Regions from separate parts of the Homo sapiens genome. Here all the other regions are linked to region 2. The links are chromatin loops, found by intact Hi-C in ENCODE. Cell type or tissue: B cell. All regions are shown on one strand. Links, peaks and the distances in the headings refer to the core of each region. The heading gives the core; the rest is flanking DNA.

What was found. Hi-C counts contacts between places; a loop is a spot of excess contacts. Peaks named below come from ENCODE experiments on the same cell type or tissue, not always from the same donor. Only the 100,000 strongest peaks of a DNase experiment are listed, where the experiment ranks them.
Region 1: it touches region 2 in a loop (12-fold over the local background); 4 of 110 quality-filtered maps call a loop at or near these places.
Region 3: it touches region 2 in a loop (12-fold over the local background); 41 of 110 quality-filtered maps call a loop at or near these places.

What each region holds. Positions count from the first base shown.
Region 1 is chr22:38,206,965-38,216,207 of GRCh38, forward strand. MAFF (MAF bZIP transcription factor F) reads left to right here. Exons shown (of 3, transcript NM_012323.4): 2 at 6,859-6,925; 3 at 7,456-9,243. The coding sequence starts at 6,890. The coding sequence ends at 7,914. Among named protein-coding and RNA genes, the nearest start is that of MAFF, 9.6 kb to the left of the region's middle. RefSeq lists enhancers at 536-680, 4,196-4,340, 4,491-4,635, 5,184-5,328, 6,842-7,423, cis regulatory regions at 601-618, 4,267-4,282, 4,563-4,567, 5,256 and silencers at 7,419-7,468, 7,639-8,008. In B cell, for the core only: a CTCF peak has its summit at 7,627 (motif pointing right); a DNase peak (open chromatin) is centred at 7,767; H3K4me3 peaks cover 1,143 bases.
Region 2 is chr22:38,347,779-38,357,702 of GRCh38, forward strand. All of the region lies in intron 4 of TPTEP2-CSNK1E (TPTEP2-CSNK1E readthrough), which reads right to left. It also overlaps the pseudogene TPTEP2. Among named protein-coding and RNA genes, the nearest start is that of CSNK1E, 35 kb to the left of the region's middle. RefSeq lists enhancers at 1-219, 434-593 and a silencer at 5,424-5,663. In B cell, for the core only: CTCF peaks have their summits at 5,543 (motif pointing left) and 5,747; a DNase peak (open chromatin) is centred at 5,553; H3K27ac peaks cover 900 bases.
Region 3 is chr22:38,257,060-38,266,983 of GRCh38, forward strand. All of the region lies in intron 1 of TMEM184B (transmembrane protein 184B), which reads right to left. Among named protein-coding and RNA genes, the nearest start is that of TMEM184B, 11 kb to the right of the region's middle. RefSeq lists enhancers at 3,131-3,480, 3,711-3,880, 5,265-5,354, 6,827-7,327. In B cell, for the core only: a CTCF peak has its summit at 5,209 (motif pointing right); a DNase peak (open chromatin) is centred at 5,202.

The DNA.
Region 1 (9,243 bases), core at 6,459-8,958, 140 kb before region 2:
CCTGGAGAATCAGAGCTGGGGTGGCCTTGGAAACTGGCAAGTCCAGCTTCATCTTCACAGGGCTAGGGAAACAGGGCCCAGGGAGGTCGCCCTGCCAGGGCCACACAGGGAGGAGGTGTGTGGCTCCATGTGGCCTCAGGCCTGAATTCTATTATTATTATTATTATTATTTTTGAGATGGAGTCTTGCTCTGTCACCCAGGCTGGAGTGCAGTCGCGTAATCTCGGCTCACTGCAACCTCTGCCTCCCAGGTTCTAAGCGATTCTCCTGCCTCAGCCTCCTGAGTAGTTGGGACTACAGGTGTGTGCCACCAGGCCCAGCTAATTTTTTGTATTTTTAGTACAGACAGGGTTTCACTGTGTTAGCCATGATGGTCTCAGTCTCCTGACCTCATGATCCGCCCACCTCGGCCTCCCAAAGTGCTGGGATTACAGGCATGAGCCACCTTGCTTGGCCATCTTTTTTTTTTTTTTTTTTTTTTTTTTTTTTTTTTTGAGACAGAGTCTCGCTCTGTCACCCAGGCTGGAGTGCAGTGGCGCGATCTCAGCTCACTGCAAGCTCCATCTCCGGGTTCACGCCATTCTCCTGCCTCAGCCTCCCCAGTAGCTGGGACTACAGGCGCCCACCACCACACCCGGCTAATTTTTTTTTTAAGAGGCGGGGTCTTGCTTTGTCACCCAGGGAGTGCAGTGGCGGGATCACAGCTCACTGCCGCCTTGAATTCCTGGGCTCAATGGTTCCTCCTGCCTCAGCCTCCTGAGTAGCTGGGGCTATAGGTGTGCACCACTGCACCCGGCTAATCTTTTTATTTTTTGGAGATGGAGTCTAGCCATCTTGCCCAGGTTGGTCTTGAACTCTCAGGCCTGAATTCTACCCCATGCTGGCTGTATGAGCCTGGACTACTCTATTGTCCTCTCTGGGCATTACCTCAGGGTTGGGCGAACCAGGGAGGTGACGGTGTGAAGGGACCAGGTTTCAGTCCTGGGCCTTTGCAGCTATTCATTCACACCTATTGTGTGACTTCAGGCAAGTGCTGCCCCTCTCTGGGTCTCTACCTCCCCTTGGGTAAAGGGAGGAGGCAGGACCTGATGGCCTCTAAGGGCCTTTCCTGCAGTTCCCTGTGTGACCCCAGCCAGCTGGGAGATGCTAAATCAGAGCGAGACCCCAGTGCTGGCTACAGGCCTGACCCCTCCTGGACAGACAGCAATTCTAACCTCCCAGCTGCTCACTGACCTCTACAGTGTATACCACTTGATTCCACCAAAACCCTGCGAGGCAGGTATTGTTCCGATCCTTTAGATGGGAAAGTGGAGACCCAGAGAGATGGAGTGGCTCACCCCAGGTCACACAGCCTGAGAAAACAGAGATGCGACTTAAACCCAAGCTTGACTCCCAATCCAGTGCTCCTTTCCCTGTTTCCCACACCCCACCTTTGGGCCCAAAGTCACGTGGATGGGATCCCCTCTGCTCTCTTCCCATTCGCCTAGCATCTGTACTGTCTCTGCCAACAGGCCCAAGGAAGCAGCTGGAGAGGAGGAAGAATTAGAGACAGGGCCAGGAGGTACTGAACTACGTTTCGGCTTGGAACCCGGCTTGGTGACAAGCTGGGTGATGGCGTCAGAGACTCTGACCATCCACCCTTCCCCAGTGCCTGCTCCCTGCCAGGTCTTGAGATGGGTGGCCTCAAGCACCCAGAGCTGACTCAGCCTCTCCCTGTCTGGTGGAGAGACAGCAAGGAAATACAACCCATTACACACAGGGGTGGGGGTCCCTAACAAGTCCTAGGGATCAGGGAGGGCTTCCTGGAGGAGGAGATGTCTGCACCCAGGGCCGAAGGATGAGTAGGAGTCTGCCAAACAAAGTAGAGGGGAGTGAGGGGAGAGAAATATCATGGGGTGGGAGGTGGCTCAGAGGCAAGAAAGCGCGGGTGGGAGGAAGTGAAAGAAATTCTGTGTGGCTGGAGCACAGAGTGGAGGTGGCAGTGGTGGGAAATGGGCGTGGGGCTGGACACACAGGGCCTGGGGTGCTGGGAGGGTGGGTCTGGACTCCATCCTTAGGATAGTAGGGAACCATGGAAGGTTTTTTTTTTGTTTGCTTGTTTGTTTTTGTGTTTGTTTTTGAGATGGAGTATCACTCTGTCGCCCAGGCTGGAGTGCAGTGTCGCGATCTCGGCTCACTGCATGCTTCACCTCCCGGGTTCACGCCATTCTCCTGCCTCAGCCTCCTGATAGCTGGGACTACAGGTGCCTGCCACCACACCCGGCTAATTTTTTGTATTTTTTAGTAGAGACGGGGTTTCACCATGTTAGCCAGGATGGTCTCAATCTCCTTACCTTGTGATCCGCCCGCCTCAGCCTCCTAAAGTGCTGGGATTATAGGCATGAGCCACCTTGCCCAGCCGAACCATGGAAGGCTTTAATCTGGCTGGTGGCATGGTCAGATTCGCGTGGTGCAAAGATTGTCCAGCTGCTGTGTGGGAATGAGCTGAGACCAGCAGGGAGGTGTGCTGGGACCTCCCCAGGTGTGTGTAGGGTGGTGAGGGTGACCACTTAAGAGGCCTGCATTGGGTTGGGCGTGGTGGCTCACACCTGTAATCCCGGCACTTCAGGAGGCCGAGGCAGGTGGATCACCTGAGGTTAGGAGTTCGAGACCAGCCTGACCAATATGGTGAAACTCTGTCTCTACTAAAAATACAAAAATTAGCTGGGCGTGGTGGTAGGCGCCTGTAGTCCCAGCTATTCAGGAGGCTGAGGCAGAGCTAATCGCTTGAACCCAGGAGGCGGAGGTTGCAGTGAGCTGAGATCCTGTCACTGCACTCCAGCCTGGGCGACAGAGCGAGACTCCATCTCAAAAAAAAAAAAAAAAAAAAAAGGGAAAAAAAAAAGGCCTGCATTGAAAGGTAGGATCGGTGAGGTTGACATGTAAACGTCTCCAGATAGTATCTGAAAGGTCAGGGTAGCCAGCAGATCTCATATGACTTTTCCAGGTAGGATGGGAGTGCACAGAGGCCCCCAAGGAGAGCTAGGTGGGCAGCCAGGGCCTGAGCCCCCTAGGATTTGGAGTGCTAGGCAGGGAAACTGAGGCCAGAGCCCAGGCTAAGCCGGCATGTTCAGCAGTGGGGGGTCGCAGCTCAGGGGTCACCCCATGAAGCCACTGGTCTTCACCGTGGATCCGCACAGGGGTCTAAAGCTGCCTGGGTCCTGACCTGGCACTCTGGGTCCACCCAGCTACCCCCAGCGAAACCTGGGTGACCCCTAAGACTCTCCTGCTTAAGGGCCACAGTGGCTGCCCCTGTCAGGGGATCTCTGCAAGCGCCAACTTCCTTCTGTCCCACTCCTTCCTTCCCTGTGAGCTGCCAGACCCCCTGACTGTGTGGGCTGGGAGGAGCTGGGGAGTTTCCTGAGAAGCCCTGGACTGTCCCCACCTTGGCCTGAGTCACACTGAGAACTCAGCAAGGATTCCTTGAGTATCTGCGAGGTGCCAGGCGCGGTTCTAGGCATGGGGGAGGCCGCGGTGAATCAGGTATAAGTTCTGCCCTCATGGAGCTGGCATTCTAATCGGGGGGTTGGGAGGGACAGACACTGAACAAATAACCACCATATATGTGAGTGATGACAATTACACATGGGGAAACCTGAGGTGGGGAAGGGACACAGGGAGTGTGTGTGTGTGTGTGTGTGTGTGTGTGTGTGTGTGTCCGTGTGTGTATCAGGGGTTGCAAATTCTAAACTGAGTGAACATGAGATTTGAAGAGACCTCAGGAGGTGATGGAGCAAACTTTGTGGATATCTAGGGAACAAGGATGCCAACAGAGGCCATGCGTCGTGGCTCATGCCTATAATCCCAACACTTTGGGAGGCGGAGGCAGGCGGATCGCTTGAGCCAAGGAGTTCAAGACCAGCCTGGGCAACATGATGAAACTCTGTCTGTACAAAAAGTACAAAAATTGGCCAGGTGTGGTGGCATGCACCTATAGTTCCAGCTACTAGGGAGGCTGAGGTAGGAGGACCACTTGAGCCTGGGAGTTTGAGGCTGCAATGAGCTGTGATCGTGTCACTGCACTCCAGCCTGTAACGGAGTGAGTGAGACCCTGTATAAAAAACAAAAACAAAAACAAAAACGCCAGCAGAGGGACCAGCCAGTGCAAAGGCCCTGGAGAGGAGCGTGCATCCTGTGTTGAGGAAGGGCGGGTGTGGCTGAGGCAGGGGAAACAAAAGGAAGCCAAGTAGGGCTGAGGTTGGAGAAGGGATGCTGGGGAGCACTTTCTTTTTTTTTTTTTTTTCAGACGGAGTCTCACTCTCGCCCAGGCTGGAGTGCAGTGGCACAATCTTGGCTCACTGCAACCTCCGCCTCCCGGGTTCAAGCGATTCTTTTGTCTCAGCCTCCCAAGTAGCTGGGACTACAGGCACGTGCCACCACGCCCGGCTAATTTTCGTATTTTTAGTAGAGACGGGGTTTCACCATGTTGGCCAGGCTGGTCTCGATCTCCTGACCTCATGATCCACCCGCCTTGGCCTCCCAAAGTGCTGGGATTACAGGCGTGAGCCACCGCGCCCGGCCACTGGGGATCACTTTCTGCAGCACTTTGTGGGCCATGGTGACAACTCTGGCTTTACTCCAGTGAGCCGTGGGAAGGTCCTGAGAGAGGTGTGACATGAGCTGACTTAACACAGCTACCTGTGTCACCCAGGGGGAAAGTGAGGCACAGAAAGAGTGGCTGACCTATCAGAACCACACAACTAGAGAGCGAGACCACCCCCAAAAGGCCCCAGGTGTGTCTGGCACCAAGGTCCATGTGCTTTCCATTTCTGCACCTTGTCCCTGGGAGACACCCCGGTCCTGCCAGAATGTGTCAGAGGCTGAGCCAACCCGTGAGGTCAACCCTGTAGACAGCTCAAGGAACCAGGACTTGGATCTGGCTTTTGCCCTCTGCTGTCCACAAAACTGGGTGATGCTCTTTCCGATACGGTACGTGTTTATAGGATGCTACAGCTCAGATCACAAAGCATCTTCCTTTGTTTTCTTTTTATTTATTTATTTTTTTTGAGATGGAGTCTCACTCTGTCACCCAGGCTCCCAGGCTGGAGTGCAGTGGCGCAATCTCGGCTCACTGTAACCTCCACCTCCCAGGTTTAAGCAATTCTCCTGCCTCAGCCTCTCAAATAGCTGGGACTACAGGCATGCACCACCACGCCTGGGCTAATTTTTGTGTTTTTGGTAGAGACAGGGTTTTGCCATGTTGGCCAGGCTGGTCTTGAACTCCTGAACTGAGGTGATCTGCCCGTCTCAGCCTCCTAAAGTGCTGGGATTACAGGCGTGAGCCACCGCGCCCAGCCTATCTTCCTTTATTTTCCTTGGCTTCTTATCACTGCCCCCTCCCCTTGGAGACAGATGAGAAAACTCAGGTTCTCATGGCGGAGAACCTGAGAGGATTGGCAAAGTAGATCCTATCAGCTAGAGACAGAGAGGACTGCTGCTTTAAAGGGGACTTTGGGAGATGGTCCCCTTCTCCAGCCCAGAGCAATGACCACTGACCCTCCACGAGTTTTATTCACCTTTTTCTCCCCATTACCAAGTACATGTTTGGCAAAGAGCTCAATAAATAGTTGTTGAAGGAGCATGTGGCTGTCAGGCCTGTGGGAGGGAGGATTAGGAGATGAGAGGCCCTCATTGGTCTAGGGATGGCTGCCCCATCTGCCTAGGGCATGCTGAGTTAGTATGGGGCAGCCCCCAGGAGGTTGGGAAAACTTTCCCAAAACAGAGGTCTAGATGAAGGAGGCCTGGGGAGAGAGGGGACTGGCTGATGTTGTATCTTACGGGGTGCTGGATGGGCTTTGTGTAAAGGCATTTACTGGTGCACATATGCTGTGTGTACTTTTCTGTATGTAGGTTATACTTTAAGAAAAGTTCTGAAAAATTGGCTGGGCACAGTGGCTCACACCTGTCCAGCACTTTGGGAGGCTGAGGCGGGTGGATCACCTGAGGTCAGTAGTTCAAAACCAGCCTGGCCAACATGGCGAAACCCTGTCTCTAAAAATAAAAATAAACTAAAAATACAAAAAATTAGCTGGGCGTGGTGACAGGCACCTGTAATCCCAGCTACTTGGGAGGCTGAGGCAGGAGAATCCCTTGAACACGGGAGGCGGAGGTTGCAGTGAGCCAAGATCGCGCCCCTGCACTCCAGCCTGGGTGACAGAGTGAGACTCTGTCTCAAAAAAAAAAAAAAAAAAAAAAAAAGAAAGAAAGAAAAAGAGAAAGAAAAGTTCTGAAAAATCAAATCAAAGGCACATGTCCAAGCCCCATGTGGAAGAATGGTCAGGAGAGGCACATCTATTCATTTGGTGCACACTTACTGAGCCATCTACTATATACCAGGCACTGATTTAGGCATATTGATGCCGTGGTGAGACAGGGAAGGCCTCTGCCTTCATTGGCTTCCGTTTTGGTGGAGGAGGAGTGGGAAGGAGAAACAAATCATAGATGAGGAACCAAGCATGAGAAATGCAGAAGAGGTGACTGTTACAAGGGTTAATAGGCGGGGTTATGTGATGTGACACAGAGGCGTTTAGCCAGAATGGTCAAAGAGGACCTCCTGAGGAGGTGACATTGGGCAAAGACCTAAATGATGAGGAGTCACCATGGGGCTAGAACAGTAAAGAGCACAGCCTGTGCACAGCTCCCGCGGCTGGAAGGAGCCATTCAAGGAGGCCTGTGGACCAATGTGGAGAGAGGAAGGTGGCAGGTATGAATCAGTTCTAAGATAGCAGAGGCCTTGAATGGCAAGGTAGTGAGTTTGGATTTTATTCTAAATGGGAAACCAAAAACAAAACAGTGACTTTGACCTCCTTTCTACCCTAGGTCTGCAGCCCAGAGGGCACCTTCTGCAAACATGTCTGTGGATCCCCTATCCAGCAAAGCTCTAAAGGTGAGGAGGCAGCCTCTGTCAACCCAGTGAAGCCCTCCCTCCCTGCCCATGCAGAGCCTCCTCATCCCAACTTCCCCTTCTTTCCTGGAATCCCCTGGGTGGCTCAGCAGGCACCAGGCCTTCATGATGCCAAAGGGAAGGGCCACAGCCATGGGCTGGGACCAGGAGGCCTGGGCTCTGGTCACAGGCTGCATGTCCCTGGGGTAGGTCACTTCCCTCTCCAGGCCTCCTTCCCCATCGGGTCAATGTCCCCTGGGGCATTCAAAGGTGCTTTCCGACCTGGGTTTCTCTGGCTGAGTCCAGGGCTTGGCGCTAGGTTAGAATTCAGGCTGAGCCCCGGGGTGGCCTCCTTTTGTGTCCCGATCCTAGTCTGGCCCGGTTTCCCCTTCCCGGATTCCTGCTCCCCTTCGGGGTTTTGGATCAAGTCCACCCACCACCTCGGCGGCTAAGGCGGTGAAAGAGGAACACCGCGGGTGGAGCGGGGGGGCCCGTCCCCAGTCCCCTGGACCTCAGTTTCCTCATGCCCGCAGATCAAGCGAGAGCTGAGCGAGAACACGCCGCACCTGTCGGACGAGGCGCTGATGGGGCTGTCGGTGCGCGAGCTGAACCGGCATCTGCGCGGGCTCTCCGCCGAGGAGGTGACACGGCTCAAGCAGCGGCGCCGCACACTCAAAAACCGTGGCTACGCCGCCAGCTGCCGCGTGAAGCGCGTGTGCCAGAAGGAGGAGCTGCAGAAGCAGAAGTCGGAGCTGGAGCGCGAGGTGGACAAGCTGGCGCGCGAGAACGCCGCCATGCGCCTGGAGCTCGACGCGCTGCGCGGCAAGTGCGAGGCGCTGCAGGGCTTCGCGCGCTCCGTGGCCGCCGCCCGCGGGCCCGCCACGCTCGTGGCGCCGGCCAGCGTCATCACCATCGTCAAGTCCACCCCGGGCTCGGGGTCTGGCCCCGCCCACGGCCCGGACCCCGCCCACGGCCCGGCCTCCTGCTCCTAGTGCCCGCCCCCGCCATGCCTCAGCCACGCCCCTCCGGCCTCAGCTCCCTCCCCAAAGTGCCTGAGCGCCGCCTCTGTGCCCAGGTCCCATTTCTCTGCAGCACTGGCCCCTTGGTGCACACACATTCCCTTCGTGGGCCCTGTCTTCCTCTTGCAGCCCCCCAAACTGGGACCGAATGACCCTGGGAAGGGGAACTTGGGTAGGTTGGGGATGGGGCAGAGGTCTGGATCTGGGATCGCCCTTGGCTGAAAGTTTAGCCTTTTTAGATTGAGAGATACAGAGCCGGCTTAGAGAACAGCTGTTGGGGGAGAAGAGGGCACCCCTCATCTTGGAAACTGCTCTTATTGTGCCAATATGCCCTCCAAACCCTCCCAGGATTCAAAGCTAGGTTTGGCTGTCTGTGACTTACGGGACCGTCCTGCTGAGAAATTGCACTGAAGAGATGCCCCCACCTCTGGTTGGGCCTGGGGGTGCCTGGCCTTCCGAAACTAAAAGAGTGGGTGGGAAGACTAGTGAAACCCAGTTCACGGATGGGGAAACAGGCCTGAGGTCACATTTCACTTAGTGGTTGTGTTGGGACCAAAACCTGGGTGTCCTCACTGCTGCCCTGAGTCCAGCCATGGTTTTCAGGGGGACAGTGGACAGGGACTCAGAAATGTGGTGGGAGGGCCTCCCTGGCTTGGGAGACCGCTCTCTGCAAGGGAGGGGGAGAGAAGCAGAGGGAGAGAGAAGGTGACACGGATGGAAGAGTGGGAAGGAGCTGGCCTGGCTCAGCCCTAGGCTGTCCCTGCAGCCAGGGTGTCCGGGGGCTGGCCAGTCAGAGAAAGGGGGCCATGGACTGCTGTGGCAAATAGGGAGACAAGGAGACAGACCCTGCAGTCCTACTACAGTCTGGAGTGGGGTCCTAAGAAGAAGGGTCCCACCTCAACCCCTGTCAGTGTCCACTGTGGGGTGGGGGCTGACCCCTGCCTTTGATTGTCATTCTCCTGGGAAGCCCAGTCTCAGTCCCTCCCCCAACACTGTCCACACTGCCCCTCCCCACTGTTTATTTATTGCACGGATCTAAGTTATTCTCCCCAGCCAGAGCCCGAGCTCCTGCTCCCTGGGAAAAGTGGCGTATGGCCCTGAGCTGGGCTTTATATTTTATATCTGCAAATAAATCACATTTTATCTTATATTTAGGGAAAGCCGGAGAGCAACAACAAAAAATGTTTAAGCCGGGCGCGGTGGCTCACATCTGTAATCCCAGCACTTTGGGAGTCCAAGGAGGGGGATCGCTTGAGTCCAGGAGTTTGAGACCAGCCTGGACAACATGGTGAAACCCCATCT
Region 2 (9,924 bases), core at 4,530-7,029:
GGCCTGGCTCTTGACCCCAGCTGCCTCGGAGCACAGAGGACCCCCAGGCAGGGGACAGCAAGAGCAAGCCCATGGGGCTGAGAAGGGGTGGCTTTCGGAGGACAGGCTTTTCGCTCACTTTTGCTTTTTGCCTAAAAGCGGAGGGAAGAGCAAGCTGGAGGTGAGCAGACTCAGTTGAGTCCCCACCATGTGAGCTCCCGACTGTGCAACTCCACCTCTCCAAGCCTCAGTCTTCCAGTCTATAAGATGGGGCTAAGATTCCCGCCTTGAAGCTTATGAAGACAAAACCCAATGCCTGGTGTATACCAGGTACTCAGGAAAGTGGGTTCCTGTCCCCCCTCACACCCCTGGGGAGGTCAGGGACAGAGTCTGGAAAGGTCTGTTAGTCCAGGCCACCTTGTATACAGAGAGCAGGCTTGTCACTGGCCAGAGGCATCCTCCAGAGAAGGAAATTCTTTGAACCTCCAGATGCTGATGGCACGGGGGTGACGGCGGTGATGAGGAGAATGGGGATGAGTATGAAGGCGGTGACGAAGAGGGTAATTCTGGTGACTAAGTTCTGGTCACTCCCTGACATTCAGGCAGGCCAGGACAGGCTTGGCTAAGCACTGAGCATAGCTCTGAGAGGCGGGAGGTGGTGAGTGAGTGTCAGCACCCAGCTAACTCTGCTATGGGGATGATGCACCTGTCACTCTGTCACCTGACCGTGCCCCACCCTCGGGTCATGGCCTTGATAATTCCCTCTGTCCCCGCTTTTGCTGCTCTGACGGAGCACATCCTGTGGGATTGGCTGCCCAGGAGGCCACATTTCCTAGAAGGGGAGACACCTCCCTGAGGTCACACAACAAAGCTCGAGCAGGACAGGAACCCAGGGGTCCTGACTCTCTTGGGTTGTCCCTACCAGTCCCACCTCCTCCATGGAGTTCAGAGGTTGGACAGGAAGTCTGCAGTGAACCAATCCGTAGGCTGATTCCAGCTGAGCCCCTACTTTGTGTTGGCACCAGGAAGGGCCTGGAATTTGTCAAGACAGGGCCATCAGAGGATGCCCCTGTGAGCCATCCAGGAGGCAGAGGAGGGAGCAGGGTCAGCCTGCCAGGCTGGGGAAGGGCATTCCTAGAGGAAGGGAAGGCGAAGGCCAAGGGGTAGCAGGGACGGGCAAGGTATGGAGGTCTAGACGGAAGTAGAGGCTGCTGGGAGGCTGCTCCGAAGCTGCTCCTTGAGCTGGGTACAGGTGCCCACAGGGCTAGGGCAGGGCCTGCACAAGGAGTGATGGGAGAGGTCAGCGGGTCAAGTGCCAGGAGCCTTAAATGCCAGACCAAAGCCTCTGGACTGTGTCTTGTAGACCACAGGGGTCCTAGCAGGTTTTTAGCAGAGGACAGAGCTCAGGGTCTTCCCAGATGGCAGGGATGTGCGTGACAGCTGGGGTAGGTGCAGGGCGGATGGTAAGACTCTAAGGCTCCCTGAGTTACGGTGACCAAGAGGCCTTGTGAGCGCGTAGCATCTTGTCCACGTGACTCTGTGTGGGGAGGGCTGGGAGATAGCAGGGTAATGGGCCCCTGGGCAGTAAGACCTCATTTTTTTGTTGTTGTTGTGTTTAAGACAGGGTCTCGCTCTGTCACCCAGGCTGTGCGGTGGTGTGATCACAGCTCACTGCAGCCTCATCCTCCCAGGCTCAAGCAAGCCTCTCACCTCACGCTCCCAAGTAGCTGGGACCACAGGCACACACCACCACACCCAGCTGATATTTTTATTTTTTGTAGAGACAGGGTCTTACTCTGTTGTCCAGGCTGGTGTCACACTCCTGGACTCAAGCAATTTACCCACCTCAGTCTCCCAAAGGGCTCGGATTAAAGGCATGAACCACTGCACCTGGACTCTTTAATTTTTTAAGTAAAAATTATTTATTTACTCTGGAGACAGGGTCTTGTTCTGTCCCCCAGACCGGAGTGCAGTGGTGCAATCATGGCTCACTACAGCCTCAACCTCCTCCTGTATAGCTGGACTACAGGCGCACGTTACCACACCTGGCTAATTTTTTTTTTTTTGAGACGATGTTTTGCTCTGTCGCCCAGGCTGGAGTGCAGTGGTGCAATCTCGGCTCACTGCAAGCTCCACCTCCCAGGTTCACGCCATTCTCCTGCCTCAGCCTCCCGAGTAGCTGGGATTACGGGCGCCCGCCACCATGCCCGGCTAATTTTTTGTATTTTTAGTAGAGACGGGGTTTCCCCGTGTTAGCCAGGATGGTCTCGATCTCCTGACCTCGTGATCCGCCCACCTCGGCCTCCCAAAGTGCTAGGATTACAGGCGTGAGCCACTGTGCCCGGCCCACACCTGGCTAATTTTTAAAAAATTTTTGTTGAGACGGGGTCTCACTATGTTCCCCAGGCGGGTCTCAAGCTCCTAGCCTCAGGGGATCCTCCCACCATGGCCACCAAAGGGCTGGGATTATACATGTGAGCCACCATACCTGGCCAGGAAATAATTTTTAAAATTGCGGTAAAATACCTATCATATAAGATTTGTCATTTTAGCTGGTTTTAAGCGTAGGTTCTGTGGCACTAAGTTTTTTTTTTTGCGGGGGGGAACGGAGTTTCACTCTTGTTGCCTGGGCTGGAGGGCTGGAGTGCAATGTCGTGATCTTGGCTCACTGCAACCTCTGCTTCCTGGGTTCAAGCGATTCTCCTGCCTCAGCTGGTGTTGAACTCCTGACCTCAGGTGATCTGCCTGCCTTGGCCTCCTAAACTGCTGGAATTACAGGCGTAAGCCACCGCACCCGGCCAGCACTAAGTATTAATACATCCACACTGCTGTGCTCCTCCCCCTACTGCCCGCCCCATCTCCAGAGCTTACAGGGAACCACACAACCAGTTCCTTTCCTGAAAGCTCAGAGGACAGGCTGCCTCCTCCAAGGAGTGATCCTGACTTCCCAGGCAGAGAATTTCTGCAATAAGCATTAGGCCTCCCCTGTCCCCAGATCCCTGCCCAGAACCCAAACACGGGTGGAGCCTCCACAGGGCTTCCCACCCAGCCTCCTGCTTCCACAGAACAGGATTCACTCTGGCCAGAGGAGGAAATTCTTTGAACTTCTTTGAAGTCCATGATGGTGATGATGATGATGACGGTGACGGTGATGGTGATGAGAATAATGGTGATGGTGATGATGGAGAGGAGGAGGAATCTCTGGCTCTCCTGCTGATGTCTTTCTCTGACCAGTACAGTCTCTGGAAGGCAGGATCATGTGTTTTCCCACCCTCTGCCAAAGATGGGAGCAGCCTGGGCTGGAATGCAAGGTGGCAGGAGCATACCACAGCTCTGTCACTACGATGGCAACAGCCCCATCCCTGTCCCTCACAATGGCCCTGAGTGTGGCCCTGGTTGTCCCTGCCTGTGTCCTTCCTTGTCCCCCCAACCAGGGAGCTCCTGGAAGACTAGCCTGGGGTGCCCCCTTCACTGGCCCCCCAACATGGCCCCAGATCCAGTGGCTGTAGGGCCTTCCCAGTCTTGCCCTCACTTCCCAGCTGAGGAAGCTGTTCACACAGCCTTCCTGAGGCTGGGCCCCAGGCTGTCCCCAACATCAGCACTGGAACATGGGACCTGGGTGGGCTGAAGGGCCCTCGTTTCTTTTTTTGCTGTGAGTGGGAAGGGCTGGGGAAACTGAGGCACAGGTTAGTGTCTTCATTTGCCCAGGTCACCGTAGAAACCTACTCTCCTTGCTGCTCTCTGGACTCTGGGGCCACATAGGGAGGCGGCCTGCAGGGCCCCTGCCCAAGAGCCAGGTCAGACCGGAAGCTCAGTGCCGGGTGTAGGAGCTGAGCAGACCTGGGCTCAAATTCCAGTCTGCTCACTCCTCTGGTGGTCACAGCGCCTTCCTCACCTGTCAGTGGGGTGCATGATAGTGCAGCCTCTCACACTGGCTGGAGCGGCCAGTAAGGCAAACACCCCAGGTCGGGCCCAGGCTCGAGGCGGGGGCTCAGTGAATATCCCCTCTACCTTCTTTTCCTGCCCGGAGGTCTGAAGGGGGCAGCCCAATGGTATAGACGGGCCTGGAGAGAGGGTGGCTCAAGCCCTGGCCCCGCCTCTGGCCCTCTGTGACCTTCAGTATCTTCGTCGGCCTCTCGTGGCCACTGGGCTGTGTATGCAGGACAATATTCATTCTCAGGGTCTGCAAAGGCCACCCCCAGCCTTGTCCCTACCTCCTGAGGCGGGTGGAAGGGGCTGATGAAGGTCAGCCCAGAGATCTTGGAGTGAAAGGGGCAGAAGGCCCAGGGCTGGCTGCGGTGGACCCTCAGGAGGTGATGAAGCGAGGGTTGTCCCCCGAGTCCAGGGCCTCTGGAGCCTCTCCTTCCTGCTGTGTGCACGGGTCCATAAACAGAAGGGACCGCCAGTTCTGGTTCCATTAGACATCCAAAAAACAGGCTGGGCGCGGTGGCTCACACCTGTAATCCCAGCACTTTGGGAGGCTGAGGCAGGCAGATCATGAGGTCAGGAGTTCGAGACCAGCCTGGCCAACATGGCGAAACCCCATCTCTACTCAAAATACAAAAATTAGCCGGGCATGGTGGTGGGCACCTGTAGTCCCAGCCACTCGGGAGGCTGAGGCAGGAGAATCATTTGAACCCGGGAGGCAGAGGTTGCAGTGAGCCAAGATCGTGCCACTGCACTCCAGCCTGGGCAACAGAGAGACTCTGCCTTAAAAAAAAATCCAAAAAACGTGAGCGAAGGGGTTGCTAAGTCCTTAGACTTAGAGGGAGGCCCCCGGAGACCACTTGGGTGAGAGTCCCAGGCTCAGCTCTGCCCTGTCCTCCATTTGAGGGCTTGGGCAAGTCCCCATACCATTTGGGCCTCAGTTTCCCCATCTGGACATGAGGGTTTCCACTGGCCCAGAGTTGGGCTGGGAGTCAGGTGTGACCTCAGGGGACTCGTGGTGCTCTCCTGGCTCTTGGTCTCCACCTGGGCCTGGACTTTTCTGTGGGACCCATCAGGGACACTCAGCAAACACCCCTTTGCATTTGTTTTATTTATTTATTTATTTTTATTATTTTATTTTATTTTGAGACACAGTTTGCTCTTGTTGCCCAGGCTGGAGTGCAATGGCACAATCTCGGCTCACTGCAACCTCCATCTCCCAGGTTCAAACATTCTCCTGCCTCAGCCTCTCGAGTAGCTGGGATTGCAGGCATGTGCCACCACGCCTGGCTAATTTTGTATTTTTAGTAGAAACGGGGTTTCTCCATGTTGGTCAGGCTGGTCTCGAACTCCCGATCTCAGGTGATCCGCCCGCCTCGGCCTCCCAAAGTGCTGGGATTACAGGAATGAGCCACCGCGCCCGGCTGTTTGTTTTTATGTCTTCTTTTTTCTATTTGTTAATAAAGCTCGCTTGGGGTCAGATTGCTAGGACCAAAAAGGCCCTGGCAGACAGCCTAGTCCATTATATAGACAGAGAAACTGAGGCTCTTGGGGCGAGGCAACCCGCCAGTGCCCTCCGGTCCAGCCCAGGCTGGGACCCGGGAATTCGGGCGGCGCTCGCCTGCTGCCCCCGTGTGGCCGCCGCGGGCGCTGCAGGCGGGTCCTGGTCACGCGGGGCGGGGCTGCTTCTCATTGCCAAGCCCAGGGCGGACGTGGGGAGCACCCATAGGGAGAAGGCCTGCCCTGGCCACCTGAGACTGCGACTCCGAGAAGTGCCCTGAACGAGTTCACCTCCGAAGGGAAACCAGGGACGCTTCCAGGAGGCAGTGTCCTTGGAGCAGGTGGTCGGGAGTGCTCCGGGCGCCCCACCTGGAGGAGTCCAGCCCTGGGACCAATTCTGCGCTGGCCTGAGAACAGCGAGGGCCTCGGAACCCGGCGGAGGGGTTCCAGCGGCTTGGTTGCTGTGGACTCCAGCGAATGCCTTAACCTCTCTGAGCCTCCTTTTTCTCAGCAAGAAATTGGTGTACACACACACACGCGCGCGTGCATACACACACCCTTCACAGGCTGTTGTGAAGATTAAGTTGGTATTCAAAGCATCGGGCCCAGCCCCGGGTTCCAGGTGGGTTGTGTTCAGCCTCTCCCCTCTCCATCCCTCCCTTGCAGGAGTTTGGGCTGGAACTGCTCCTCCCAAAGGTGTCTCCAGGCCCTGTCAAGGCCCAGGGACAGAGCTGGTACTAGCCCTGACCACACAGTGGGAGAGCTTCCTGTGTTTTCCCCTTCCCTTTGATGGGGTCAGGAGGTCTCCATCGAGTGCTAGCCGTCTACACCACCTTATCAACCTCGTCAATGGAGAGGCAGAGGTTGGCTGTGGTCCTGTAATCCCAGCACTTCAGGAGGCCGAGGTGACAGATCACTAGAGCCCAGGAATTACAGACCAGCCTGGGCAACATGGTGAAAACCTCTTTACAAAAAATACAAAAATTAGCCCGGCATGATGGTGTGTGCCTGTGGTCCCAGCTACTTGGGAGGCTGAATTGGGAGGACTGCTTGAGCTCGGGGGTTTGAGGTTGCAGTGAGCCAAGATCGCACCACTGCACTCCAGCCTGGGCAAGAGTGAGACCCTGTCCCCCTAAAAAAAACAAATGAAACCAAAACAAAAGTCAGAGAGGCAGGTCCTGGGCCTTGGGCCCAGCACTGACCAGCAGGAGTACCTGGCTAGAATAGAAACTCCTTGTTTGACTTCATTCTATTTCTTTTCACTTTTACCTTCCATATGTGGCAAGTTGATACTGGTTTCCACTTATGTAGGGATAGGAAGTTTCCTTTTAAAATAAAATTGTTCCAGGCACAGTGGCTCGCGCCTGTAATCCCAGCACTTTGGGAGGCCAAGGCGGGCGGATCACTTGAGGTCAGGATTTCGAGACCAGCCTGGTCAACATAGTGAAACCCCATCTGTACTAAAAATACAAAAATGAGCTGGGCGTGGTGGCACACACATGTAATCCTAGCTATTTAGGAGGCTGAGGCATGAGAATCGCTTGAACCTGGGAGGCAGAGGTTGCAGTGAGCTGAGATCGCGCCGTTGCACTCCAACCTGGGTGACAGAGTGAGACTCAGTTTCAAAAATAAAATAATAAAATTGTTCAAGTAAAAAAAAAGCAAGCTGATTTAAAAACATGTTATTCTATAATTTTAATACAATAGTTTAGAGGTGGGCACTGGAGACAACAAAGGTGACAGTGGAGTGACAAGATCTGAAGCCAGCACTAGAAAGCCTCTACATCCCGCTAATCAGCAGGTGAGGCTGGGCCAGGAGCCTCTCATTCTTTTTTTTTTTTTTTTGAGACAGAGTCTCCCTCTGTCTCCCAGGCTGGAGTGCAGTGGCGCCATCTTGGCTCAGTGCAACCTCCGCCTCCTGGGTTCAAGTGATTCTCCTGCCTCAGCCTCCCGAGTAGCTGGGACTACAGGCGCGTGTCACCACACCCAGCTAATTTTTGTATTTTTGTATTTTTAGTAGAGACAGGGTTTCACCATGTTGGCCAGGATGGTCTTGATCTCTTGATCTCGTGATCTGCCCACGTCAGCCTCCGAAAGTGCTGGGATTACAGGCATGAGCCACTGCGCCCGGCCAGGAGCCTCTCATTCTATGGACTGAAGTCACATATTCAATCCAGCGGGGATATTCTGAGCCCCGCCATGTGCTGGTGCCTGTACCTGCTATATCTCCTCTTTGGTGGGGAGACAAGCCCCCAGCCCAGGCAGGGTCCCCACCAGGCTGGACATAGACCCATTCTGGGTGAATGTGAGGGGAAGAAATTGAGCGTGCCCGGTGGTGGCGGAGCCAGGAACAGGAAGGCCTGGAGCCAGCCTGCGCTCCGCCCATCCAGCAGAGTCTCCACTTGGTGTGGATTTGAAAGTGATCTAACACGTCGTCCTCTCTTGTCACCCAGGCTGGAGGGCAATGGTGCGAACTCGGCTCACTGTAACCACTGCCTCCCAAGTTTAAGCGATTCTCCTGTCTCAGCCTCCCAAGTAGCTGGGATTACAGGCGCCTGCCACTATGCCCAGCTGACTTTTGTATTTTTAGTAGAGACGGGGTTTCACCATGTTGGCCAGGCTGGTCTTGAACTGCTGACCTCAGGTGATCCACCCACCTCGGCCTCCCAAAGTGCTGGGATTATAGGCGTGAACCACCGTGCCTAGCTCCTGACTCTGAATTTATATGCTCCTGATAAGCCATCATTTTCTTACACTTATTCACACATGAGTGCTTAACAATAGAAAAAATGACATACCATTAGTACAGTTAAAAAAAAAAAGTGTTCAGAGAAACTAAGCAGCACAGCAGCGGCATCAGAATCCCTGTGTCAGCTGTTGAACAGTGGAAACACACAGCGGCAGGCGTTCAGTCTCCTGGGATGCTGTGTTTTCATTAAAAGTTTACTGTACACCACATTTTATTTTTTCTTAGGCAAGAAGAAACATCAGAAGCAGCTGAGGGACCAGGAAGCGGGTCCGTTAAGGCTAAGGAGACATTCTGCCGGCCGGCTTTTAAAAATGTTTCCTATGGGCCTGGCGCGGTGGCTCACACCTGTCATCCCAGCACTTTGGGAGGCAGAGGCGGGCGGATCACTAGGTTAAGAGATTGAGAACATCCTGACCAACATGGTGAAACCCCGTCTCTACTAAAAATACAAAAATTAGCCGGGCGTGGTGATGCATGCCTGTAGTCCCAGCTACTCGGGAGGCTGAGGCAGGAGAATCGCTTGAACCTGGGACTCAGAGGTTGCAGTGAGCTGAGATCATACCACTGCACTCCAGCCTGGGCGACTGAGCTGCACTCTGTCTCAAAAAAAAAAAAAAAAAAAAAAAGTTCCCTATGGAGTCATCTGCCTTATTAACAATGGTTTTTGTCTTAGATGACTCCCTGACCTCATCTTCATGTTGTATACCTGCATTTTCACTGCAAACCTGTCACAGAAGGTCGGGTGTGGAATTTTCCACTTTTGGCATCATGTTGGCACTCAAAAAATTTCACATTTTGGAGCATTTCAGAATTTTTGGATTAAGGGTGCTCAGCCTGTAGTCAGATATAGTTGCATAGAGTGAAGGCATTATCCAAATAGATTTTTCAGTGATTGTGCTTTTTAAAAAGCAGACACATTTACATAACAATGAAGAAGTGGAAATCCTTTGCATCTTTAACCAGTCTCTTACTCTCATTCTCCTTCCCTCTTTTATAATCTTCCGTTTCAACTTAGGAAACTTATATTTCTCTATGCCAACTTTGTGAAACCATGCAGAATGGCTGTATCCAAAATTGCATGACAACAAAAAATTGTGAAAATGTCTGTCAAATCCAGTTGTTTAATTCTTTTAAAACTATGAGTATGAAATTATTGTTATTCTACCACTTACTGTTTTGAAAAGAGTTCAAGGTTTTAGCTAGGTTATTTAATTGATGTTAAATCTGAGGGAGTTCCAAAAATGTGAAGAAAAAAAGAACACATAATTGTCCGAAGATTTAAGATCCTGAAATGTGATTCAGTAAACATAGTCATCTGTAGTTTCAACTTGGAAATTAAAAATGAGAAGATAACTCTTATCCTGTTTTGAGGAAAAAAAAAAGCCTATATTTAAAGGTTAATCTACATGTTCACAGAGTAATTAAGATTGTATTAAAATGTCTTTGTTTCTATTTAAAGTTTGTTATTCTATAACACAGTAGTTGCTTTTTTCTATAAGATCTTCAAGGCTGAGGACCCAGGCTCATGCCTGTAATCCCAGCACTTTGGGAGGCCAAGGCGGGCAGATCACTTGAGGTCAGGAGTTCAAGACCAGCCTGGCCGACACAGTGAAACCCCATCTCTACTAAAAATACAAAAAATTAGCTGGGCGTGGTGGTTCATGCCTGTAATCCCAGATACTTGGGAGGCTGAGGCAGGAGAATCACTTGAACCTGGTAGCTGGAGGTTGCAGTGAGCCGAGATTGTGCCATTACACTCCAGCCTGGGC
Region 3 (9,924 bases), core at 4,208-6,707, 91 kb before region 2:
CAACCTCCACCTCCAGAATTCAAGTGATTCTCCTGCCTCAGCCTCCCAAGTAGCTGGTATTACTGGCATGCACCAAAACAATATGTCTGTCACTGACTTTAAAAAGAAAAAAAAAATCCTCTCATAGCTGAACTCCTAAAAAGCTACGTAACAGAATTTTCTAGTCCATTAAAAATTTTCCAAAGCATTTTAGTGGGTTTTGGACTCGCTTGTTAAGAATTTTAAAATAAAATACCTTCCATTTCGTTTACAAAAACGTGATTGGCATCAGGGAGGATGGAAATGTACCGGCCAAATTTCAACAAATCCTTTGCATACTCAGTGGACGGGATGGAAAAATGAGTAACCCGATTTAGAAAGAAAGCCAAGGATGCGTCTGCTCCGTGTGCAGCTTCCTGTCCCAGACAGGATCTTTTGCAGGGAAAGCAGCCATTAAAACCCAGTCTCTAAACAAGCCGAACGTGAAGCCAGCCAGACCTTCCAAACTCTCTCTCACTGATCACGAAAGCGCACGTTCCAAAAAATGACCCCGTGTATGAACCCAGGAGGTTTCTGTACCGTCAACAAAGTAAAAATTTTCTTTATTACATCTTTAGCTTGGCCTTTGGTTTCTGTTTTTGGTGTAGGTTTTATTACGTACACACTGAAACAGTAAAGTAATATACGTGTATACTTATTGTAACATACACTTATAATTACACCAATATCCACATATTGGGGGTGCATGTTCAAGAGGTTTTGTTCTGGTTTCTTTTTTACTGATAGGGCTGTGTGATCCAAGGAAGTTTGGAGAGCAGTGCTATAGTGATAGGCAAAGGCCCAAGGCTTCCTAATGGCTGCTGCTATTCCCCTCTCCTCTGCAATCTCTCTGCCTCTCTGTCCTTCCCCAGACAAGGCCCCCTGGCTCAGTTCCAGGCTGCAGATCAGACAGAAAACAAATTCAAGGACCCCCACCTCCCCCACATACAGCCTACCTGCCAGTGAGTGCAGTCTCCACACCTGTCTCTCATTCACACGCCACCCAGCAGGTGGCAAAGAGGCCAGGCCACGCAGTCTGCACTTTGTCCCAGGCTCTGAGACAGGGAACTGAGTTGGAACCTCAGCATTATCACCTAAGCTGGGCCTGAGGCAGGTGACTGGACCTCTCTGACTGTGTTTCTTAGGGAGAAAAGTCCAGGTGCACTGTCCTGTAGCTAAGGCTTTTGGACTAAATGGGTTTAAGAATTTAGAATTTTTCCAAATTTTTTTTTTTTTTTTTTTAGACTAAGTCTCACTCTGTCACCCAGACTGGAGTACAGAGGAACAATCTCGGCTCACTGCAACCTCCGCCTCCCAGGTTCAAGCGATTCTCCTGCCTCAGCCTTCCTAGTAGCTGGGATTACAGGCATAAGCCACATGCCCGGCTAATTTTTGTATTTTTAGTAGAGACAGAGTTTCACCATATTGGCCAGGCTGGTCTCGAACTCCTGACCTCAAGTGATCCACCAACCTCAGCCTCCCAAAGCTCTGGGATTATAGGCATGAGCCACCGTGCCCAGCCGAATTTTTCAGATTTTAGAAAGGATTATGCTGCTAGACACAGTGACACTCCTGGAAGGGTGGGTGCAACACCCCAAAAGCAAACATATAGTACTTTCATAGGAAAACATACTGTTAGTCACCCTAAGGAAGATAGTTTTAAAGGCCATAATTAGTATCACATCAATTCAGGTCAGATTTTTGCAGCAGAAATTAGTCTGCTGCAGACTTAGAAGAACCTTTGGGATTTCTGAGCGTTCTGAATTCTAGAACAGCAGAGAAGGGGATGTGGGCCTGGACCGTCTTCCAGAACTGTAGGGAGGCTGATGAGGAAGCAGACATCCAGTGTCGTTTATTTCTATGTTTATTTTCAACTGTAATGGTATCCCTCCTCCCAACCTGAAATCCACTGAGAATGTGGCAGGAGCTGGCCGTGGGACCCAAAGTCTCACTTCTCCCAAGACTGCCCCACCTCCCTCCTCTTCCAGGAAAGACGTCTTCCGGCTGGCCCCCCATCAGAGACATCCTTTCTCAGATAAGCTACGCAGCTATGTCGTCACTGAACTTGGCCACCTGCCTTGGAGTTTATTTCGGGAGCATCCCACCATCTCACCCAGATTCTATCGTCAGAGTCATTTTAACTCATGTTTGAGGGACACCTTACTGCTGCTATCCCCTCTGCCCATGGATTTTATTATGTGCTGTGTGGTAGGCTGAAGAATAATCCCCCAAAGATGTTGACATCCTAACCCCCAGAGCCTGTGAACATGCTACCTTACATGGCAAAAGGGACTTTGCAGAAGTGACTGAATTAAGGGTCCTGAAATGAGAGATTATCCTGGATAACCTGGGTGGGCCCATGTCATCACAAGGGTCCTCGTAGGAGGAAGGCAGGAGGTAGAGAGCGAGAAGAGGGCAGCGTGACAAAGGAAGCAGAGAGAGGAAAGTGGAAGCTGCTACGCTGCTGCCCTTGCAGATGGCGAAAGGCGCCACAAGCCACAGATGGAGGTGGTCTCTAGGAGCTGGAAGAGGCAGGGAAATAATTCTCCCCCAGAGCCTCCAGAAGGAGTATGGCCCTGCCAACACCTCGATTTTAGTCCAGTGAAACACATTCTGGACCTGACCTCCAAAACTGTGAGATAATTAATGTGTGCGCATGCATTTTATTGGTTTTTCTTATTGTAAGTAATCTATAATTTGTGTTTGTTTTGTTTTTGAGAAGGAGTCTCACTCTGTGGCCCAGGCTGGAGTGCAGTGGTGCGATCTCGGCTCACTGCAACCTCTGCCTCCTGGGTTCAAGCAATTCTCCCACCTCAGCCTCCAGAGTAGCTGGGGTTACAGGCACGTGCCACCACGCCTGGCTTTTTTTTTTTTTTTTTTTTGTGAGACGGAGTCTCACTCTGTCACCCAGGCTGGAGTGCAGTGGCGTGATCTTGGCTCACTGCAACCTCCGCCTCCCAGTAACTGGGACTACAGGCGCGTGCCACCACGTCCTGCTAATTTTGTATTCTTAGTAGAGACAGGCTTTCACCATATTGGTCAGGCTGGTCTTGAACTCCTGACCTTGTGTTCCGCCCACCTTGTCCTCCCAAAGTTCTGGGATTACAGGCGTGATCCACCACACCCGGCCAAATGCCTGGCTAATTTTTTATATTTTTGTTAGAGACAGGGTTTCATCATGTTGGCCAGGCTGGTCTCGAACTCCTGACCTCAAGTGATCCACTCACCTCAGCCTCCCAAAGTGCTGGGATTACAGATGTGAGCCACCGCACCCGACCTAATTTGTGTTTTAAGTCACTAAGTTTCTGGTAATTTGTTGCAGCAGCAAGCAGCTTGCAGATGCAAAACAGAGGTTTGAAGGGCTGACGTCATTTGCCCACAATCACCTGACAAATGGTTCTTCCGACTGCCACTGCCGTGCTGTGAAATCCGCAGAACTCTGGAGCCTGACCACCTAGACCTGACCTCCAGCTTTGCCACTGGCTAGCTTTGTGTCTGTGAGCAAGTTACACAACCTCTCCTTGCCTTAGCTTCCTCATCTATAAAATGGGGAAGCAGCCATACCTGCCTCTGAGAGAGAGGGACGGAATAATGAGTGAACACAGAAAGCACTGAGAAGGTCTGGCACCATGTGATGTCAGCTGCCATTGCTCTCCCACTTCCTCCTTCGGCCAGCCTGGGATTTCATGCTCCCAACAGTCTCTGGGACCCAGGTTCTGTTGCTGGGTATTTGCTCTCTTTAAATCTTCTGAGGTCATATTTTCATTCATTAGTTTCAGATCCAAACCCTTTAGAGCTGCAGCCACGAAGTGCTCACTCAGGCGGCTGCCACCCACAGGCCAAGCTAAACTGGCAACCCGTTCACATATATATCCCTGGAATATTCATGCAGCCTGGGAGGGCTTTTGTTCTCTTATTTAATATAGATGGAGAACCTTCCATCTTACCATAACTCGCTGGTTGGGGTCAGACTCGAGCACTGTTCATCTGAACTGACCGCTCTGCTCCCACTCCAGCCGCCTGGGAATGACAACGGGAATGACAGCCGGCCCTCCTGCCTTTGGGGGTTGCCTGGGCTCTCTGAGCTTCTGGGCAGCTGCATTATTGGGGGAGGCTGATCCACATCAGAGCAGGTCAGCAACCCACAGCCTGGCCCTTCTCCAGAGGGGATTAGAGGGAAAGAGCGGCCCCTGGCCAGGCACTTCTGCCTGGTGAGCCTTTTGAAAAGGATCACATGCCCTCACAAGGGGTCAGGGGTCCACAGCTCTCCTTCCGTCTCCCCTTCAATCAACACAAACAAGCGGAGGCCACTCTAGCGGCTCCACATTTCTCCCCCTTCTCCTGGGCCAAGTTCCCAGGAATCTCTCAACCAGGAAAGCAAAATCATCCAATCATGTACATATCTGTCACTTGGGTGGGGGTGCAGAAATAAAGGGGAACAACAAAGAAATCCAAAGTCCCTCAGCGAGGGCTTACTCAATTCAGCCTTGTAATTAGGTTCTTTCCTTTAGTACATACCAGTCCTAATTTTGATGATCTCAGTTTTCTCTCAAATTGAGAACAATGGACCAACGCTCAGCCTCTTTAGCTGGATTGTTGAGCCCCTCTACATGTGACCACCTTTCCAGCCAGCTAAAATCCCACTGGGCACTGAGCGGATAGGTCCCCTGCAGATTCAGCATCCTGCACCCCAACAATGCTACCACCCCATGGGAGCAGGCTGTCTAAACCAGGATCCCTGTACCTGCTCTGTCCCTGTAATCAAGAAGCCTGGCTCCAGCCAGGACACCCTAGATTTCTCATACCAACCTGAATTTCATTCATGCAAACACATTCTGAGTCAGGTAAGCCATCAACCCACCCTGGGTGTATACCCAGCAAAGAGCGCACACGCGCCCCCAAAGACAAGAATGAATTCACCGAAGAGGCTGGACATAACCCAATGCCTGTCCACAGGAGAATGAATAAATAGTGGTATATTTGGTGAACTCCTACGCAGCAGAGAAAAAAACCAAAGGGCCACTACAGGCAACCTGGATGATCTGACAGTGCTGCGGGAAGGCAGCCAGACACCGAGGAGTCCGTTCTGTACACTCTGTGTGTGGGAGGCCCAAACAGGCAGCGGCAGGCACCACGCGAAAGTGCCAAGGTGTGAGTGGTGACTACCGGCGAAGAGCGAGTGGCCAGGAGGGGGCCCCAGGGAGCTTCCTTGGGTGCAGGAACCATTGTGTGGCTTGATCTGGGCAGTTTACACAGAAGCCAGGGAGGTCAGAAGGCAGTGCAGAAGTGGAAACTAAGCTGGCCCTTGAAAGTCAGACAGGACCTGGGCACGTGGAGACTGCTCTGGACGGAAAGGCAGGCAAAGGGAACTATATGAGCAAAGGCACGGAGGTGGGGAGTTAAGAGGGCAGACAGAGGAAGGGGTGACAGGCCAAGTGCGGCTCAAGAAGAGGCCCAGTAAAGAGGGCCTGGGATGCCCAGTGCTGAGTTAAAGTGTATCTTTCTGTCAGTGGGGAAGCCCCCAAAGGTTTCAGAAATCATGACGTGAGCCAATCGGAGCAAGGGTTGAAAATGACAAAGTCAGCCAACAGCAGTGTGTCCAAGGGGCCCAGAGAGGGCTCCATCTCTCCAAGGCCGGGACCGGGGGTCGTATTTACCAAGCAACACCCAAGCCCTCACACTCGGCCCCTTTGTGAGAACCAAGCACATATTTTTTGATTAGTGGTCTGGGGCCTGAGTGAGGCTCCTGTACTTGAGAAGTAGCCAGAACCTTGACCTTCCTACACTGGGCAGGAGGCAAGGTTACAGTCCTTATGTTTTTAATTTATTTTATTTTATTATTTGAGACAGAGTCTCGCTCTGTAGCTCAGGCTGGAGTACAATGGCATGATCTTGGCTCACTGTAAACTCAGCCTCTAGGGTTCACATGATTCTCCTGCCTCAGCCTCTAGAGCAGCTGGGATTACAGGCATGTACCACCATGTCTGGCTAATTTGTGTATTTTTAGTGGAGATGGGGTTTCATCATGTTGGCCAGGCTGGTCTCGAACCCCTCACCTCAAGTGATCCTCCAACATCAGCCTCCCAAACTGCTGGGATTACAGGCGTGAGCCACCGCACCTGGCCCATTTTAATTTCTTGGAAAGGCGTACATTCACCTGCTTCAGCAATCAAAAGGTACATGGGATCTCCAGCAAACAAGCAATCTCCCATGACCAGCACCCCCTCCAGAGGCATCACAATCACCGACTTGCGGTGTCTGCCCAGAGACCCCCTGGGCATAGACAAGCAAAGACACTTTTGATTCTCTTCCCTTTTACACTGATGGCAGCTCCGAGACACACCGCCCAGACCTGCTTCTTCCCTCGGCAATCCACCTTGCTGCTCAATCCGGCACAGTGCGTTGAGCGTCCATCTTATGTATTATGGCCACGCGGTATCCCATGTTTAGACGGGCCATGGTTTGTTCATTGGCCCCTGCGAATGAACATTTAAGCTGCCTCCAATCTTTTGCTATTAAAAATAAGGCAACAATGACGAACCTTGCAAATAAATCATTTTGCACACGTGTTAACCCATCCGTAGAATAAATTCTGGGAGGCAGAGCTGCCGGTGAAAGTATAGAAACATCTGTAATTTTGGAAAATATTGCCAGAGAGGCACAGTACATTTAAATTGTTCATCCAAGAAATGAGCCTCAATGTTGGGGGAAATATAGAAAATATGTAGGTTTCTGTTTGTTTTTTGAGATGCAGTCTCGCTCTGTCTCCCAGGCTGAAGTGCGGTGATGCAATCTCAGCTCACTGCAATCTTTGCCTCCCAAGTTCAAGCGATTCTTCTGCCTCAGCCTCCCGAGTAGCTGGGATTACAGGTGCGTGTCACCACGCTGGGCTAATTTTTGTATTTTTAGTAGAGATGAGGTTTCACCATGTTGGCCAGGCTGGTCTCGACCTCCTGACCTCAAGTTACCTGCCCACCTCGGCCTCCCAAAGTGCTGGGATTACAGGCGTGAGCCACCGCGACCAGCCAATACATAGTTTAAAGTTGTCCAAGTGAAGAAACGGTAGAGAAAGGCTGTTTTCAACAAATGGAGCTCTGGGTAGGGACACGGTGCTGAACCCACACCGGCCCCAACTCACTTGGTGCTCTGGTCCACACGCTTGCATTTCCCAGCTGTCAGTAAAAGGCTAGGCCCACTTGGCCCCTTGACCCTTCTCAGGGCTCTGATGTCCTGGTCCCAGGAAGTGTGAACGGTGACCTGAGCCACTATGACAAGCAGCCATAATTGGTCTCCCCAGGCGCCCATGAAGATGAGCAGGCAGGCCAGGTGGGAGGGGGTGGGGGTGCAGAGCCCAAGAGGGCCAAGTGCTTCCAGTCTAGCCATTCCAGATGAGTGGTGAGCACCTCTTGCCACATACCCTGCACAAGCTGCAGGGGACACCACAGCCATGCAAGACCACTCCCACTCCATGACATTCACTCAGCTGGCTCTGCTCCTGGGTCCATCACAGATCTGTTATGTAACTCCTGTGCCCAACAGCCATCACCACCTAAGCATCAAGCCAGGGAGTTGAGGAGATGGAGGCGGGTCTCTGGAAGGCACACCGAGTATCAAGTCAGGACAGCCAACTCTATGTAGAAGCAGGGCAGGCCTTTCTCCCACTTCCACAAATCTGGCCCAACTACTGCAAACTGGGAAAAGAAGGAAAAGTCTTCTGCCCCCGGCCGAGTAGGAGATACCTCTTAGCAAACCAAAGGAAGCATTTGAGAGAAAGAACCCTTGTCAACCTCATCTCCCAGCCCAAGCCGTGCTCCCACTGACTGAGACGGCCAGGCACTCCAGTAAATCAAATCATACTTACATGCTCTGAGGTTACTGCTATTAAAATTATCTAACCTATGCATCCTGCATCTACCTTTCTTCTCAAAGCAAATATGTACTGTTTTGGAAAATCTAGATTTTCCCACATCCTATTTAAACTCCATTGACAAATCTGTGTATAGATGCACTTTCTCCTCCTGGAGATGAGGCTAGGACCCCACATGCTCTGGGAAGTGGTCACGAGACCTCTGCTCCTTGAGTAACCTGCCTGTCTCATTCCTCTGTGTGTGCTCAAGGTGGTCCCACTCCCTGCAAAGACCTCCTGCACTTCACCTGCCAACCTCCACTGTCCACTGAGCCTCAGCCCAACTACCCTTGTTCCAGAGAGCACCGGCTCCTCAGCTCACCCCCAGGCAGAGCCGACTGCTGCCTCCTGGAACCCCCATGGTTTTAACCTGAAGCTTTATTCACGTGCTTTCCAGGTCTAAGCAGCAATCCAATACACTGGCCTTCCCAGTGTGGCTGCAAGCTCTCCAAGGGCAGGTCTGTGTTGGGGGTAGCTACTCAGCAGGAAGGGCCCAGGACTCAAAACCAGAAAACCTGGGTGCTTCCTCCCCCAGGATCTTAGGCAATTCACCCCTCTGAGCCTCAGTCTCTCCATCTATAAAATAGGTGCAATAATTTCAAGGTTTCAGGGCAGTTAAAAGGATTACATAAAACCATATATTTGAAATATAACTTGCAAAGCCCCACAAATTCCAATGAGAATATTAATATAACTAGCATGTTAATATTAATTAATATCCTCACACATACCCTTCACCAACATCTATCATTGTGCCTCGCAGGCACCCAAACTGACTGCTGATGGGATCCCAGATTCACTGCTCACTCTGCATGAAACAAAAACCACAGGCGCTAGAGGTGGGGACCAGGAGGCTCTGCCAGTAGCTACAGCGGCGCCATGGGGTTAGTTATTTTCTCTCGGAGCTTTTCGGTAAATGGGGAACAGCCCTGCTGAGTGGAGTGGAGGTTCTCAGCCACTTGCCAGCAGGAGAGGCCCCATTCTGGGTGCAGGCAGTCCACAGGGGTTGGAGCAGGAGATAAATAAAGGTACCAAGCTCCACACACGTCCCTTGGAGTAGGGGGGCTGTCTGATCTGAAAATCCCTTTGAGGGTAACAGAGGCAGTAACTTCCGGAGGTCTCACTGCACCCCCTCTGTTGGGGAGGGGGACCATCTGGGACTGCCCATGACCCGCAGGTAAAGGGTCTGTGGATCCTGGCTTCCCAGAGAGGAGGCTGGAGTCTTCAGGAGATCACCAAGCATTTTAAGTTGGAAAAGAAGCAACAGGCACACGTGCTTCCACGTTTCTCCTTCAGTCTTCATGGTCATGTGACCTGCCCTATCTCCAAACCACAACCTTGGGAGCTAAAGGCGTTCAAATCAAGGACTTCACCAGAGCCTGTGAGGTGGGCAGACAGGGTACGAATAGCGCCCCTTGCCTTAGCAGGAGTGAAGCTCAAAGAGGGCAAGTGGCTTGCCCAAGGTCACAGCTGGGTTTCCTGACTCAATCCAGTGCCCTGTTCACCACTGCTGCAACGGTGCCGTCCAGCTAAAAAAAAGGCTGAAGACCTCATCTTTCCTGCAGAGAATTTGAAACAAAGCGCAAGAGCTGTTTTAGAACTTCTCTGATTCTTTTCTATCTATAGCTACCTTTCAAATGCTATGGGTAAATGTTTATAACCCGGTGTTAAGTAAACAATGAGATAACGTGTGTTCATGCCTAGAAAGAACATCTGCCCAAACCTGAACCATGATTACTTCTTGATTTGGAAATTTGGGGTAATTTTTATTCTTATCCCCAATCTTTCCTGTGCTTCAAGTTTACTATCAACAAGTACGGCCGGGTACGGTGGCTCACGCCTGTAATCCCAGCACTTTGGGAGGCCGAGGCGGGTGGATCAAGAGGTCAGAAGATCGAGACCATCCTGGCTAACACGGTGAAATCCTGCCTCTACTAAAAATACAAAAAATTAGCCGGGCGCCGTGGCAGGTGCCTGTACTCCCAGCTACTCGGGAGGCT